Regions from separate parts of the Homo sapiens genome. Here region 2 is linked to region 1. A link is a loop called in an ENCODE intact Hi-C map of the cell type or tissue named here. Cell type or tissue: PC-3. All regions are shown on one strand. Each heading gives the region's core, and the rest is flanking DNA. Links, peaks and the distances in the headings are about the cores only.

Region 1 (8,000 bases), core at 1-8,000:
ACTGACAGAAAAGCACAGACAATAAAGACATGCAATTGACTAGCGTTTTCAAACCTGCTGTCCAAAAAAACAAATCTCCTGAGGAGCTTGACAAAAGCCCAGACTCCTGCACCCCACTCCTAGAAAGAACCATCATGAAGGAACATTTTTCTTGAAAGCTCACTAAGTGATTCTTATGTGCAGCCTCATCTGAGAAGCACCATTCCACAGGGTGCTGTGATGAGCTCACTGTGGAAGAAGCCTTCAGGACAGGAACGTGTTAGCTCAGTGCAGGCAGCAAATCCACACACAAGTCTTCATGGGGCATGTAAGGACTTCAGTGACCACAAAGTTTCTACCTGATGAGAATATAATCCTTTAGGCTGCTAAAGAGCAGTGGCCTGTGCCAACACCACCTTCCATCCCATGGTTAGAGTCCAGGATTCTAACTGGGAGCAAACGTGGGTAGCCAGAAAGATAATAAAGAGACATAAGCAGGGACTCAGTAAACAACTCTTAAACAGAATCAAAAAACTTTGCCATGATCCCCTGCTCCTCTCTAACTACTGTACCTTCTCTCCCTCCTTCCTTTCACAGTCAAGTTTCTTGAATGAATAGTTCATTATGTTCACTGTGCCCATGCTGCTGGGGATAGAGGAAGGCACTTTGACAAAGAGAAAACAATATACCGAAGGAGCAGAAATGAGCAAGGAGGGTGAATGCTGAAGGCAGCCTGGGTACCTAAGAGGGAAATTTTCCCTAAAGGGAAATGGCTCAGATAGCGCTGAAACATGATGAGGAGTGCCTTGAGTTCTGGGCTGGAGGTTTGACAACAGTTGGTGATCAATCCATAACCATACTTTTGACCTGGGCAGCTGATTCATAGTTGACAAGGTTAAGAAGGAAGAACTGATCTTTTGCATTTTCCTCTGGCCAATTTTAAGATCTGAATAAATCTTTCGGTCTGCTTTTCGTTTGTTTTTGAGATAGGGTTTTCGCTCTGTTGCCCAGGTGCCCAGGCTGGAGTGCAGTGGTGTGATCACGGCTCACTGCAGCTTTGACCTCCCAGTCTCAAGCGATCTTCCTGCCTCAGCCTCCCAAGTAGCTGGGACCACAGGCGTGTGCCACCACAAATGCATAATTTTTTTTTTAATTTATAGAGATGAGGTCTTGCTATGTTGCCCAGGCTGGTCTTGAACTCCTGGCCTCAAGTGATCCTCCCACCTTGGCCTCCCAAAGTTCTGGGATTACAGGTGTGAGCCACCATACTCAGCCTGTTTGTTTTTAATCCCGAATTAGGAAGGAATGGTGCAGAAATATGGAGGAAAAAAAGCTGAACTAGCTGGGCACAGTGGTGTGTGCTTGTAGTCTTAGCTACTCAGGAGGCTGAGGCAGGAGGATCACTTGGGCCCAGGAGCTCAAGGCTGTAGTGCAGTATGATTGTGCCTGTGAATAGCCACTGTATTCCAACATAAACAATGTAGTGAGACCTCATCTCAAAAAATAAAAATAAAAAAGCTGAACTACTATCAATTTAGGCTTCAAATCTGTTCCCAACTGGACCCTCACTGATACTTAAAACTCTTTTATTCATTTGTAGCTAAGTTCTACCTGAAGTCTGTACAGTAATGATTCTAAACTTTCCCCCATCTCCTCCAGTTTCTAATTCCTCCTTGGTCTCCCTCTTGCTCAACAGCAGACCTAGACTCCAACCTTATTGAGGTCAAGATTGTCTAAAACGTGTTTCCTCAACTCCTCCAGACATCATTTCAAAAATCTCTCTGGATCTTCATTTCCGTTCATTCAATCTTGTCTTGGAGGAATGGATGTTTTTCCCCCTGTGAAGATGAATCCCTCTATGTACTTCTCATTCGATCCTTCCTTATCACCACATTACCTTGTCTCTCCTGCCCTTTTACATCTCCATTGTTGGCTCATTGGGCATAAGAACATGTTCAGAAAACTACACACAAGAATGTGGATAAACCTTCAAAATGTTGAGCAAAAGAAGCAAGACACAAATATACATATGGTATAACTCCATTTACAAAAAGGTAAAAGCCAGGCAAAAGTAAACTATAGTGTTTAGAGATACACATTGAAGTGGTGAAATTATAAACGAAGCAAGGAAGGGAGGACTTCCCTCCCTTAGGGCATGCATGCTCCTGACAGTGTTCTGTTTCCTGACCTAGGTAGTGTATGTACATAGATATTTGCTTAATGATTTGTTAAAGTGTACATTTAGTTTCTTTTTTTCCCAAGACCAAGTCTCGCTCTGTTGCCCAGGCTGGAGTGCAGTGGCGTAATCTTGGCTCACCACAACCTCCGCCTCTGGGGTTCAAGCAATTCTCCTGCCTCAGCCTCTCGAGTAGCTGGGACTACAGGCATGCGCCACCATGTCCAGCTAATTTTTGTGTTTTTAGTAGAGACAGGGTTTCACTATGTTGGCCAGGCTGGTCTCGCACTCCTGACCTCGTGATCTGCCCGCCTTGGTCTCCCAAACTGCTGGGATTACAGGCTTGAGCCACCGCACCCGGCCTAAAGTATATATTTAGTTTCTGTGTGCTTTCTTATTACATGTGTTATATTTCATCAAAACAAAACATGTTCAAGCCTTTCACTTTGAACAATCAACCAAACATTCTCTCAACCCAACTTCTCCTTAAACCACCATTCCATGTTTCTCCTTTCCTCTAGAGCTAAGTTGCTCAAAATGGTAGTGTATACTTCATTGTCTCCACAAACTTAATCCCTATGAGTTCTTAAACTCTTACAGTCTACTCCCATTAATGCCTAAAACACACTAAATCGAGATCCTCAATAATTTCATCAAATCCAGGCCGATCCGAGTCTTCACCATTCTGGAGCTCTCCATAGGATGTGACATGGTTAACATCTGGAAATTTTTTCTTAAAGCCTTCCTTGGCCGGGTGCGGTGGCTCATGCCTATAATCACGAGGATCACAAGGTCAGGATTTCGAGACCAGCCTGGCCAACATAGTGAAACCCAGTCTCTACTAAAAATACACACACACACACACACACACACACACACACACACACCTGGCCAACATAGTGAAACCCAGTCTACTAAAAATACACACACACACACACACACACACACACACACACACAATTAGCCAGGCATAGTGGCGGGTACCTGTAATCACAGCTACTCAGGACACTGAGGCAGGAGAATCACTTGAACCTGGGAGGCGGAGGTTGCAGAGCCAAGATTGCGCCACTGCACCCCAACCTGGGCGACAGTGTGAGACTCCGTCTCAAAAACAAAACAAAACAAAAGAGCCTTCCTCCTCCTATGGCTTCTGTGCCTTACCACTACCCTCACCTTTTTCATACATCTCTTTGCTCCATTGCTAACTACATTCTATGTTACATTAGGTAGCCTGTCCCCCAAGTTGCCAGTGAACCTTTTCTTGCTCTAGACTCTTCTCCTACTTCCAGGGCTTCCAAGATCAGCACTAAATAGTGGATTCCCAGAGCCCTCTCTCCTGCTTTGACTTTGCTCCCAAGTTCTAGCCCTACATTGCCAACTGGCTGATAACTACCTCCAGTGATTTAATATCTCATCAATACCTGAAATTTAACATGCTCAGAACTGAACCCCACTTTCAAACCAAATCCTTCTCCTGGATCCCCTACTTTTGCTTATGAGATGATCACTGCAAGGCCCCAAATCTCTGAGTCACCATTGACTCTGAGTCATCATCCTCTATTACTCATTTCCCAAATCCTCTGAAATCCTACATTCATCTCCTCCTTCCCAAACACACTAGCATCACCCTAGCTCTTATCATTATTAGGCTTTATCAGCACACTAACCTCTTAAATCATCTCCTTGCCACAACCTACCTTAAAACTGTATTTATGTTAAATTTTCTAAAGTATGGCTTTAATCATATCATTGCTCTACTCAAAAACCTTTAGGAATTTTCCACTTACTAAAAAGTGGAACAATTCTGCCTGTCCACCCCAGACCCTCCAGAACTCGGCTCCAATGTACTACATTAAAACATATCTAGCCGGGCGTGGTGGCTCATGCCTGTAATCCCAGCACTTTGGGAGGCTGAGGCGGGTGGATCACCTGAGATCAGTAGTTCGAGACCAGTCTGGCCAACATGGTGAAATCCCATCTCTACCAAAAATACAAAAATTAGCTGGGCATGGTGGCGGGCGCTTGTAGTCCCAGCTACTTGGGAGGCTGAGGTAGGAGAATCGCTTGAATCCGGGAGGTGGAGGTTGCAGTGAGCCAAGATCTTGCCATTGCACTCCAGTCTGGGTGAAAAGAGTGAAACTCTGTCTCAAAAAAAAAAAAAAAAAAATCTACCACTGTTTCCTGATATGAACCATAAATCTCAGTGAACTGGTCCCCCCAGTGCTCCAGGGACAGAGTCCGCCTCTTCTCCACCTGTCTGCTCCTTAAGGAACTTGCCCTTGGCCCAGCTTGCCAACATTCTACTAAACCCTATCAGGCATGGTCCCTCCTTCCTCTGAATTCCACAGTGCCTCGCTGGCACCTCTTGTGGCCTTTAGCACGTTCTGCCCCAGGTGAAGTTATTAATTGTCTATTTATTTAATCTCCTTCATGAGGCTAAAATCATACCTTACTCAAATTTGTATGCCCTGGCAGATAAGGAACAAGTTTTCTCTCCCCCATCTACTACAATGGGGGTGGGATGGGGATACACAATAATAGGCAAATCATCAACATGAATGTAATTGAATAGAAGAAAGGACAGAAGGCACATGGGACTGCCTCACAGGTCAGTCTTTCCCAAATTCTGGCATACAAGTATGTGTAATCCAAGAATAAGCCAATTTATTTGTAACTCTGTCATACAGCATAAAATGCAGCTTGGGCTATGAGAGTGAGGGGTTGAAAAGGAATAGAAAGAAAAATTTAAAAATAATCTTTAGGGAAGGCATTATATTTTACCTGAACATTACCAGAAGGCTGCACAAGATATGCAGACACTTGAAAATCATGTGTATTTATAGCCCTTCTTGTTTATATAAAGGTGCTTTAAGAAAGACCAAATGCAAGCATCTGAATTAACCTCCTTGGCTCATTTAAAATATTTTGAATTATATACCTTTAAGGAACATCATCTGTACACAGTAGGCATAGTCTCTAAGGTCAATGTCCACTTATATTCTAGGCCAGCATCCCATCACCAGTTACACTCAGAGGGAAACTGGAACTTTAGGGAAAACAGTTTATTTTTACTAAAAAATAAATAAAAAGTTAAAAAAATTTAAAAGCCCTAAGTGTTCCCAGAAAACAATACCAAAGTGCAATAGTCAAGTATGCTAAGGACTGCATCCAAAAGAGAGAAAAACAATAAATAATCTGGATATAATTGACTTTGTTCAAAGAAACACTCATGTATTTATACCACCATGGGAGAGGCAGAGACTAACTCTCGGACAGCTCAGAATTGCTTACATGAATCCAGCCCAGTGTGATGAGGCCCTGCTGATCCTGTATGAGGAAAAGTTCTTCTTCGTTCTCTGTGTTGCAGTAATCAGACCCAGCACTTTGCTTGGGGATGAGAACATGGGTAATGGTAAATTCATTCCTCATCTGCCAAAGGAGAAAACAGCTGGTCACAATTCCCTGGTGCTCATGCAACCCTGCTCCACTCCATCCCGACAGTGGAAAGGTAAGCATCTATACAAGTGAAAGCCCTTCCCACACAGCAGGAGTCCTGCCACTCAGTGGTTCACAACCTTGGCTGCTGATGCACATTGCCTGGGGTACTCTGTACAGCGACAGATGCAGAGACCAACCCCAGAACTCTGCAGCCTGGGCAAACACCACAGCCCTGAGGGAATTTCCTGCTGTGCCAAACTGCTCTGCTGAGAAGCTCTGGGTAGAGTACCATTTCTCTTCCCTTGCTCAGGTCTAAAGTTGTTGTCCTGTCACTGTTTCCTTAAGCCCTTCTCATCCTGTAAGCCTCGGCTTACATTTACTCTACTTCATTTATTTATTCATTCAGCAGTAATGGGTTCTTTAAGTGCCTCCATTCAGTGACCTTTCCTTCCTCAAAATTCCCAATACTTATACTGTACATATTTTTCAGCATGCTGGTTAGACTTTAGTGCATGTCTGCCTTCTCTCCAAAGTGACTGGGCACTTTTCGTGGACACATACTATGTGCTTTACATATTTTATATTCCCAGGTCCTACCATAAAGTAGGTACCAAAAAAATTGATATGTAGATAATGACTGGATCTTCCTACCAAGTTTAAAATTAGGTATTTCTTACTACTAGCATTAAAATAACCACTTCAATTCAATCAATCAATACAGGGTCACCAAATTCAAAGTGACATGAAATTATGCAGTCCACGGTTCCTTGGTACAAAGAGTAACTGACCCTGGATATTTTCTCTGAGAGTCACAGGATGCCAAGAGGGGAAGAAACAGTTTCGGTTCAGAGAAGAGTTTGGTTTTTTTTTTCTTTTTACCAGTTTTCCACAGAGAATTCCACATGTCTCCACTCCCCGGGCAGTGTTGGCACTGGCTAACTGGAGAAACTGTGGGCACAGCCGCCCAGGCACCACCACATGGCGCAATCCATCGATTGTGGGAACTGTAAAGGAGAAAGGAGAATAGTCTGCGACCACTGAGCCCTGCCTCCTCAAGCAGACCTCACAGCCAGCAGCCCTGGAGGAGCAACATTAAGCCACTGGGATTCCCCCAACTTCAGGCAGTGAGTAGGGATCTCATTCTAATGGCACCAAAAAAAGGGCTGTAAAGTGTCTTCTCCAATCTTGGGCCACAGCTGTAAGGAGCACATTACTTCAAGAAGAGAAAATAGTAGGCTTTAATTATTCAAGTTAAGAAAAGGGCAAACTACTACCTTAAGAAAAGTTTTCTTAAAAATAACCTTAAGAATGTAATTGGATTGTTTGTAACTCAAAGGATAAATACTTGAGGGGATGGATACCCTATTCTCCATGATGTGCTTATTTCATATTGCATGCCTGTATCAAAACATCTCATGTACCCCATAAATACATACACCTACTATGTACCCACAAAAACTTAAAAAATAAAAGTAAAAAATAAAATTTAGGGGGGAAAAAGACACAAGTTCTTGAAACATTTGGGAATTTTCTGTCAGAATCTAATACAAAGAATTAAAAAAATAACCTCCCTGCTGTGGTTTGACTGTGTCTCCCAAAGTTCATGTTTTGGAAACTTAATTCCTAATGCAAAATTATTGAGAGGTAGGATCTTTAAGAGGTGATGAGGCTATGAGGGATCTTTGTTTGCCCTTCCACCCTTCTGTCGTGGGATGACGCAGCAAGAAGGCCTTTGCCAGGCCCCTGGGTCTTGGACTTTCCACTCTCCAGAACTATGAACCAAATAAATTTATGTTCATTATAAATTATCCAGCCTCAGGTATTCTGTTATAGCAGCACAAAATGGACTAAGACACTGCCCATTCATCTGAACTTTTAATTTTAAATCTCTTTTATCTCAGATAAGAATATCAGAGTATGACTTTAAAAGAAATACACTGGTGTATATTCTTGAGAATGGAAAACAATCTGGGCAGTTATTTACTTCTGAACTTACTCTTCTGGAAGAAGTTAAATGCCAAACCACAACAAAATAAAAAATACAGTGTAGTCCCCCAAAAAAGGCATGAACAAAGCAGCTCATAAAAAATGCCAAGAATGGACCCAGTTTCTGAACACCATGGAGAAACTCTGTGAGACAGCCAGCAAGCTAAAGTTAGGAAGTGTCTCTCACAGCTATATTTTCATATTTAAAAAAAAAAAGTGGGAGGGGAAAGATGTTCTGCTTTTGCGTATTCAACAGCAAGATCTGAATTGCTAGAGAGGTAACAAAGTCAGAGCAGGGGACACAGAGTCACACAGCAGTCTGATGATGTTATCTGAGGATTATGAATTCGGTTTGGCACATTCTTTTCCTTTCACTAAAAAGTTGACAGTCTGACTTTCAAGAATAATATTAGCTCTTCAG
Region 2 (9,391 bases), core at 807-8,806, 88 kb before region 1:
ATAAAACAAGAATAAGCTATCATAAAAAAGGAACAATAAGAAAATAACTTTCTTAGAGGTGAAAAATGCAATTGCCCAAGTAAAACACCCAATGAAGATAATGAAGATGGTAGCTAGCAGACTGTATAATGCAGTAAACCTAATTAGTGAATTAGAAGATCCTTACAGAGTATCAGTTTAAGGGCTAGGTATGGGGGCTCACACCTATAACCCAAGCACTTTGGGAGGCCAAGGCAGGAGGATTGCTTGAGGCCAAGAGTTCAAGACTAACTTGGGCAACATAGTGAGACTCTGTCTCCACAAAAAAATTTAAAAGTTACCTGGGCATAGTGGTGCATGCCTGTAGTCCCAGCTACTCTGGTGGCTGAGGTGGGAGGATTTGCTTGAACCCAGGAGTTCAGTGCTACAGTGAGCTATACACTTGATCTTAGCCAAAAGGCTGAGAAGCAATGCTGCAGTGAGCTATAATAGGGCCACTGCATTCCAGCCTGGGTGACAGAGTGAGACTCTTTAAAGAAAAAGAAAAGAGTATCAGCTTAAGAAATTCTCCCTAGGGGCTGGACATGGTGGCTCATGCCTGTAATCCCGGCACTTTGGGAGGCCAAAGTGGGTGAATCGCCTGAGGTTAGGAATTCGAGACCAGTCTGGCCAACATGGTGAAAGCCTGTCTCTACTAAAAATACAAAATTAGCCGGGCATGGTGGTATGCCTGTAATCCCAACTACTTGGGAGGCTGAGGCAGGAGAATCGCTTGAACCTGGGAGGCGGAGGTTACAATGAGCTGAGATCGTGCCATTGCACTCTGGCCTGGGCAACAGGAGCAAAACTCCATCTTAAAAAAAAAAAAAAACCTGAATAACTGAGGCAGAAAACAGTTGTCCAATAATGATTCCCCTCAAACAGTACTGAATCCATATAATCTTAAAGATGATTTCTATCATACCTTCAAGGAATAGATCATTTCTATGCTAGAAAAGATGCAAAATTTCTCCATTTATTTTCATAACATTGATGGTAAAACCTGTCACAAACTACACATGGGCCAGGCATCACAGCTCACATCTGTGGTCCCAACACCTTGGGAGTCCGAGGTGGAAGGGTCGCTTGAGCCCAGGAGTTCGAGACCAGCCTGGGCAGCAAAGTGAGACCCTATCTCTACAAAAAAAAAAAAAAAAAAATTTTTAAGTAGATGGGGACAGTGGTATGCACCTATAGTCCCAACTCACCAAGAGACTGAGGTGGGAAGATACCTGAGTCCAGGACTTCAAGGCTGCAGTGAGCTATGATCATGCCACTACACTCCAGCCTGGGTGACAGAGGAAGACCCTGCCTAAAAAGAACCCAAAAGTCAAAACAAACAAAAATCACCATACACACAAATAATAATACCAACCAACTGTATAAATAAATATACATGCAAAATTCCAAACAACACATTACCAAATTAATGGAATAGTACATCATGACCAAAAAAAAGTTCATTCTAGAAATGTGAGGATGGTACCATTATTAAATCTATGACTAATACTAAGAGATTAAAAAGAAAAACCCCTTGTTTATCTCACTAGATGCTAAAGTGGTTTTTGATGGAAATTCAACATTTGATCATGATAAAAACAGTTACTATTCTAGTAACAAAAGGGTACGTGTACCACACGGTCTACTGAAATGAATAATAAACATTAAACTTAACACTGATATATTAGAGGCAGTTTCATTAATGACAGAACAAGATAAGGAAACTACCCTCACTGCTATTAGTTTATATTGCTCTGGAAGTTCTACCCAATGAAAGAAAACAAGAAAATAGAAATGTGGCACAGATATTAGAAAACTCTTTCAAATGATTACTATTTAGAGACAACTATTATTTTCCAAAACTTCAAGCAAATAAAAAAATAATGAGAAATTAAATCATATAAGATAAATATAACAATCAACTGTTTTCCATTAAAACAGCAATAACCAGTTTCAGAAGATGATGTGGAAAAAAGATCTCAGTCACAATAAAAACAAAATATATATTCTGCTCAGGAATAAACAAGAATACTACTGGCTAAGTAGATAACCATTTGTGAAAAAACTAAAGTCTTATAACTTGTAAAGCCACATAAAACATAAAACCATAAAAGCAACAAAAAGAAATAGATTATTTTTATACTCCTGGGCTACAATTTTAACATCAAAGGTGCTAACTATGAGGAAAAAGAAGGACAGGTTAGACTACATAAAAACTGAAATGTATTATATTGTAAAAATATATTATATACCAAGATAAAAGAAAAATGACATGGTCGGGCGCAGTGGCTCACGCCTGTAATCTCAGCACTTTGGGAGGCCAATTCAGGTGGATTACCTGAGGTCAGGAGTTCCAGACCAGCCTGGCCAACATGGTGAAACCCCATCTCTACTAAATATTCAATAATTAGCTGGGTGTGGTGGCAGGCACCTGTAATCCCAGCTACTCAGGAGGCTGAGGCAGGGAGAACTGCTTGAACTCGGAAGGCAGAGGTTGCACTGAGCCAAGATCACACCACTGGACTCCAGCCTGGGCGACAAGGCGAGACCCCGTTTCAAAAAAAAAAAAAAAAAGAAAATGACAAACAAATATATGACAGAGTTAATATACTTAACATACAATGAGTTTTTATGAAGCCATTACACAAAGATGAAGATCTCAATAGAAAAAAACAAGGCAAGGGGTTTGGACAGGCAATTCACTAAAGAACAAAAAGATACACAAAACATGGCTTTATATTAAAAAACAAGCAGTATAGCTACAATGATATTCATCATTGCAACACTGCTTATAATAGGAAGAAATTAGAAAACTAAACATTCAAAATAGAGGACTGGATAACTAAATGATAATATTCATATTATGCAGTACACTACAACCATTAAAATGATATCACTGTGAAAGGGAGATCTTGTCTATTAAGTGACATACAGGTGGCAATCAAAATTTTTGTTTCAAAAAGCAAATGTATATATATTTTATACATTTATGTAAGTATATGTAAATCTATACATTTTCTCTGTAGAAAAATGTCCATTTTACTTCTGAATAATGGGATTACAGGATGATTAGTTATCTATTGCTGCCTAACAAATTATGCCAGAATTCAGTGGCTTAAACAAAAACATTCATTATCTCAGTTTCTATGGGGAAGGAATTTGGGAAGGAGCTTAGCTGGGTGGCTGGGCCTCAGGGTTTCTCATGAAGTTTCAGTCAAGATGTTGGCTGAGGCTACAGTTGTATGAAGGCTGGACTGTGGCTGAAAGATCCAATTCCAAAAAGACTCACGTACCTGTTCACAGGAGGCCTCAGTTCCTTCCGTGTGGCCCCCTTGAAAAGGCTGCTTCCTGACATGGCAGCTGGCTTCCCCCAGAACAAGATGGAAGCTACAGTGTCTCTTATGACCTACCCTAGAAAGGTATTTCTTATTTTTGCTACTTTCTATTTACTAGAAACAAATCACAAAGTCCAGCTGCATTCAAGGCAAGAATTACGCTCTACTTCTAGAAGGGAGGAATATCAAACAATTGTGGACATGCAATCATGTACCACTTAACAACAGGAATATGTTCTGAGAAATGTGTCGTTAGACAATTTTGTCACTGTGTGACCATCAGAAAATGTACTCACACAAACCTAGATGGGATAGCCTGCTACACACCTATGCTATATGACACACCCTATTGCTCCTAGGCTACAAAGCTGTATCGCATGCTACTGTATTGAATACTGTAGGCAACTGTAACACAATGGTAAGTATTTGTGTATCTAAACATAGAAAAGGTACAGTAAAAATATGTTGTTATAATCTTATGGGGCCACCATTGTATACAAGGTCTATCATTGACAGAAACATCATTATGCAGCCCATGACTGTATTTTGAAATACACACAGGTGACCTGTGGCATACTCAGAAAAAGATATGTAATTTATTCCTGCATAGGAAAGTTAATTTCACAAATACACACACAGGCACACATACAGACATATAAAGAGACAACTTAAGCAGCAAAAATCCTCAATAGGCATGATATGCCAGCCACAAAAGGTAACACAATTCTGGGTTGGAATAAAAAAAAATGGCACCCAGAACAAGTTCCATGATACTCTGTCCCACTTAGACTACATCCAGAATGTCCTGTTCACCTCCAAGTAGCACTCTTAGTAAATTCAAAGTGGAAAGTGAACAAACTAGGACTCATCACTTAGGTAAAGTTACTTCAGAGTAAAGAATAGCCTGGAGGAAAACTGGAGGTGTTTGGCTTGAAAGAGAGAAGACTTGACCAGGCATGGTGGCTCATGCCTATAATCCCAGCACTTTGGAGGCCAAGGTGGGTGGATCACTTGAGCCCAGGAGTTTGAGACCAGCCTGGCCAACATGGCGAAACCCTGTCTCTACTAAAGATACAAAAAGTATCCCAGCATGGTGGCATGCACCCATAGTCCCAGCTACTCAGGAGGCTGAGGCATGAGAATCACTTGAACCCAGGAGTTGGAGGTTACAGTGGGCCGAGATCACACCATTGCACCCCAGCCTGGGTGACAGAATGAGACTGTCAAAAAAAAAAAAAAAAGGAGAGAGACTTGAGGGGGAGAAAGAACAGGAAAATCATTACCTTCAACTATATATAGGGTTGTTACGGCGAAAAGTTAAAAGACTTAAGAGGTAGAACTTGAACCAATGAGTCAGAGTCACAGGGGTGCAACATGGCTCATTAAAAGGCAGAACTGTTTAGTAATTAGAGTTAAGAACCAGAATGTGCCACTCAGTGAATATCCCAGGTGGCGGCAGGAGCAGTTCATGGTGCCTGAGGAGGCATGGTGCTTCTGCTCCCTCTAAGGGTCATGTCGAAACAAGTCTTTCCTTACTCAGACTGATGTGGCTGGAAACCAACTCTATGGCCTCTGCCAAAGCCATAGTCTTGACACCAGGGCCTAAGCCATGAGGTGTAAGTGAAATGTACTGTGCTTGGCATAGTACAGTGCCTGGCACATAGTACATGCTCATAAATGTTAGCTGTAACCTCTCCCATTGACTCAAAGTGTGACTGGAACCTCTCTAATATCCCTTCTAATTTCTAAGACTTTATTTAAAAAGTTAAAATCACTATAATTAGCTATTAATCCTAGTGGTTAGCTTAAGTAATAATATAAATACTTAAGTGTAGGAATGACAAAATTCATCTTCAAAGCCATCCATGATGGTTGGACATGCTTTGGGAAACCACAAACAACAGAGGCAGTCACTTAGATAGACATATAAAAACCACAAAAATCAAAACTGCACATATTCAAACAAGTCATATCCTCTCTGGTGTATGTGGTCTGCTTTCTGGAATGAAGCTATTTTAAAAAGGATACTCAAACTGGGCTACTTTACTCACTGAGAGTAAATTAAATTATGACAATTAGATTATTCACCCATGCCTGCCAACTACCCACCACAACTAAAAACTTACTTTTTGGGTGCCAGCAGCCTGGATATTCTGCCATGTTGCTACAGGTTCTGTAGCTACGTGCCATTCTGGGTAAGTTTTCGTGAGTAACTTCACAAACGTGGACTTTCCCACAGCTGCAATGCAAATAGCATGTATTGGGATGCTTCCCAAATCAGGGCTGAAGGAGAAGGCTGCTACTAAACTCTGCCACAAACGCCCAAACTCAAGGGAACAAGTATTAGTTTTCTGAATTTCAAACTCAGCAGCCGTACCATTGTCAGACTGATAACAGATCAATTCATGCTAACCAGAACCACCATAATGAATACAGCCAATAGGGAGGAAAAATTCCTTTTAAGATTTAATTTGCAATTTCCATGTCTCAACCTTCCAGAGGCAGAGCATTTAATAACAGTTGAAAATGTAAAAGTAGATGAAATCAGCTCCATAAGTTCTATCACTTGAGTCACCATTCTATTTGTACTGTGACAGTGTAAAATTTCTAAGTTTTTCAAGACAAAAAATAAAAATGATTATAATCTCATTCATTCAACAAATCTAAAAAATATTCATGGAGTGCTGACTATGAGCTCAGGACTGTCAGGAACTGTGGGTACAATGGTAAACAAAACACAGAATGGATTTTGTCGTCACAGAGCTTGTATGGGTGATACAAACGCACAATTAACTACTAACATATTGTGTTAGGTGCTAGGAAAAAATGCAGGATGGCACTAATATAGCCCAGGAGGTCAGAGGAGACTCCCTTGAAAAAATGACATCTGAGGTAAGACCTAAAAGATGACAATTCATGCAAAGGGAGTAGCATATGCAAAGACCTGAAAGAGAGAAAGAACTTGACACACAACAATACAGAAGTTTGAGGCCCTAGAAGAAGCCATACAGTATGGCTACAGCATGAGCAAGTGATGGAGAAGTGGCTCAACATGGGTGTGGCCAGACAGGGAGTCCAGGGCCAGGTCATACAGGGCTTTGTAGTTATGGTAAGAAGACTGAATTCTATTCTAAGGGCAATGGGAAGTTAGTGAAGATTGGTTTTAAGTAGGAAAATTATAAGACTCCTTCTCATTTTTAGAAGATCACTCCACTAGCTGTGTAAGAATGGGCTGAAGCAGAAGCAGGCAGACTAGTTAAAAGATATAGCAGCTTGCCCCGAGGTGATGGCAGAGGAGTGAAAAGTAGTGGTTGTTTCGAGAAATATTTTGGAGATGAAATCAACCTAGTACCACAACATTCAAGTTATCTTTTCCCATTTATACCAATGTTTGGCCCATACCTCCATGAGCTCCAGAGACTATTCAAGAACTCTCCAGACATCTCCACTTGGGACATTCCACAAACACCTCAAAGTCAACATATTTCCTAAATGAACTAATCATCTTTCCCACCAAATTGAGCTTCCTCCTGTATCCCAGACCTCAGGGTATGAACACACCATCCACTCACTGACAGAAGTCCCTCCTCTGCCAAACCTCAGTGGCCACCAAATCCTTCTGCATTTGCTTCTACATTTTTCATATTTGTCCTTTTCTCTCCATTCCCACCTCCATGCTCAAGACCAGCCTCTTATCATCTCTTGCCTTTCTGATGCTGGCCTTGCTCTCTTCAATCCATGCTCCATACTGTGGCCAGACTGAATATGAAATAACACTGCTTACAATCTTTTGACAGCTCTCTATCGGCTAACTGGCTATAGCAAGGGCAAGCAATGGAGGAGTGGCTCAAGATGGGTGTGGCCACATGGGCAGTCCGGGGCCAGATCACATAGGGCCTTGTGGCCATGGTAAGAGGTCTGAATTCTATTCTAAGTGCAATGGGAAGTTAGTGACATCTGAGCTAAGACCTGAACAAGCTTCATGACAAACTCCAAACTCTTTAACATGGTCTGCAAGACACAAGAAGATCTGATCCCTGTGTATGCCTCTCTGGCCTTGGCTTTCCTTTAGGTAGCCTACCCTCCTGCAGGACCAAACTCCAATCATGCCATGTTCTCTTGCAAATATGACTTTGCATATGCTTTCCCATTTCCTGAAGCGCCTCCTCTCCTCACCTGACCAACTCTTACTCAATCCTCAAGGTTCTGTTTAGATGAACCTCCTGTGTGAAGCCTTTCCAGATCCTGACACCTCTAAGCTGGATTAGCTAGTCCTCCTTTCTGCATGGTTGGTATTCTGGGTGAGACTCCATCACTGCAATTGTCATTGTGTTTCTCCAGCTACAGGATGGGGCTCCTCCAGGGTAGAAAACAAATTACAACCTAATGACCTAGCTGAATGAATAAAATACACAATATATTACTAATTTCAGTTCCCTCTGAAACCTACATTTGTGAAAAATAAAAAATAAATCTTAAGACTGTATCTGGACCTCAATCTCCTCTATCAGAAGTAATCTTTCTCAAGGGAAAGAAGGGGGGCATCCTTCCACTTATGGTTACTGATTGGGGTGCTGATGTCTCAGCATAAGAACCCACACATTTAATAGATGACATTTACTACATGCCACCCCAACTCCTCTCTGAATAGGCAGGATAAGAACAAACAGCATGAATCTGTGGATTTGTACAGTCACGCTCATCTCTCAGTCCCCACCTCCACCTAACTTGTGTGTGCTTCTTCACATCTGTTCGATCCCTGCTCTTCCCACACTCCAATGAATAAATGCCCTCCCCTGCTCTTCCAGGCCTGTGTCTAAATCCTTTCCCCCAGCAAGCCTAAGGTGCCACTTCTTCAGGACTTCTCTAGCTCTGAATTCCTACCACACTGGTCAGGTGCGAAGTGGTTGAATGTGTATATTATCAGATACCTGTCTGCCCTGAGTAAGCCCTCGCTTAAAATATTTGGCCCAGATGGTCAATATTTAGATTGTAGGTTGTTTAACAAGTCTAAAATATGGTCCCTGCTATTTAATAGCTAAAAAGCTATTTTAATTAAATGAAAAGATAAACGTAGCTGATTTGTTAGATGGCTGGGATTGAACAATTGTTAGAATTACTTATATTTTTTAAAAGTTAAAAACAATTACCTTAAAAAACTGTTGCAGATGGAAAGGAAGGGCTCTGAGGTCAGACACTATTAGTTCATCTAAGAGCAGTCAGGACTCCAAGAAATTGACTCATGCAATTTAAACACATTAATTCTAGAATGCCAACAAATTAGATGTAACAGGAAATATACAGTTCCAATGACTGGAACAATAACACCTAATACTCAGGGTACTCTGTAACCCATGCCCCATTCCAAGGCTTCTGGAAAGCTAGTTTAGTAATCACAAGGCAGCTTCAGCATACAATGACAGTAAATGGTGGTGAAATGTCCTGAGAGCTGTGCCATCCATGTTTCTCAGCCTTGGAGAGCCTGGGTAATTCACTACAGGGCAGTATTTCTTAAACTAATTCCACTGGAACTGAGCTGTGCCAGGTACCACCCACAGATGTGGAATAATTACTTTAAAAAATAATTCAAAGTTACATGGTTTTATTAAAGCCAGACACAGTATAACTTTCTCAGTGCTGTGATACCTGATCATCATAGATTTTTTTTTTCCCTTCTTGCTGGGGTGTTGTTTGTTTGTTTGTTTTGACAAATGTTTCAAGATGTTCACAGGGGGTTCCTAAGAGTGGTGGTGTTTTGCTCTCCATTGCTTCAGAAGCCTCCTCCTAGTGACCAGAACACCCCTGTCTACAGAAAGCCATACTTCTTCAGCCAATCTCTTATGATATCACTATCTCAGACTTACTGCAATTTAGTTAGATCCCAGCTTAGCTGCTATCTTTCCTTTTGAGATGGGGGTCTCTCTCTGTCACCCAGGCTGGAGTGCAGTGGTGTGATCTTGGCTCACAGCAACCTCTGCCTCCTGGGCTCAGGTGATCTTCTCACCTCAGCCTCCTGAGTAGCTGTCCAGTATGTTTGA

What was found. A loop is a pair of places that touch in the nucleus more often than their neighbours do. Peaks named below come from ENCODE experiments on the same cell type or tissue, not always from the same donor. Only the 100,000 strongest peaks of a DNase experiment are listed, where the experiment ranks them.
Region 2: it touches region 1 in a loop (2.6-fold over the local background); 2 of 110 quality-filtered maps call a loop at or near these places.

What each region holds. Positions count from the first base shown.
Region 1 is chr2:73,847,960-73,855,959 of GRCh38, reverse strand. STAMBP (STAM binding protein) reads right to left here. Exons shown (of 10, transcript NM_213622.4): 6 at 6,473-6,597; 7 at 5,447-5,584. All of the region lies in intron 1 of LOC112268419 (a long non-coding RNA gene), which reads left to right. Among named protein-coding and RNA genes, the nearest start is that of STAMBP, 23 kb to the right of the region's middle. In PC-3, for the core only: a CTCF peak has its summit at 4,528; a DNase peak (open chromatin) is centred at 3,709; H3K27ac peaks cover 688 bases.
Region 2 is chr2:73,935,111-73,944,501 of GRCh38, reverse strand. DGUOK (deoxyguanosine kinase) reads right to left here. Exons shown (of 7, transcript NM_080916.3): 2 at 5,480-5,592. Among named protein-coding and RNA genes, the nearest start is that of DGUOK, 13 kb to the right of the region's middle. RefSeq lists an enhancer at 6,665-7,164. In PC-3, for the core only: CTCF peaks have their summits at 4,661 and 4,875; a DNase peak (open chromatin) is centred at 5,321; H3K27ac peaks cover 1,411 bases.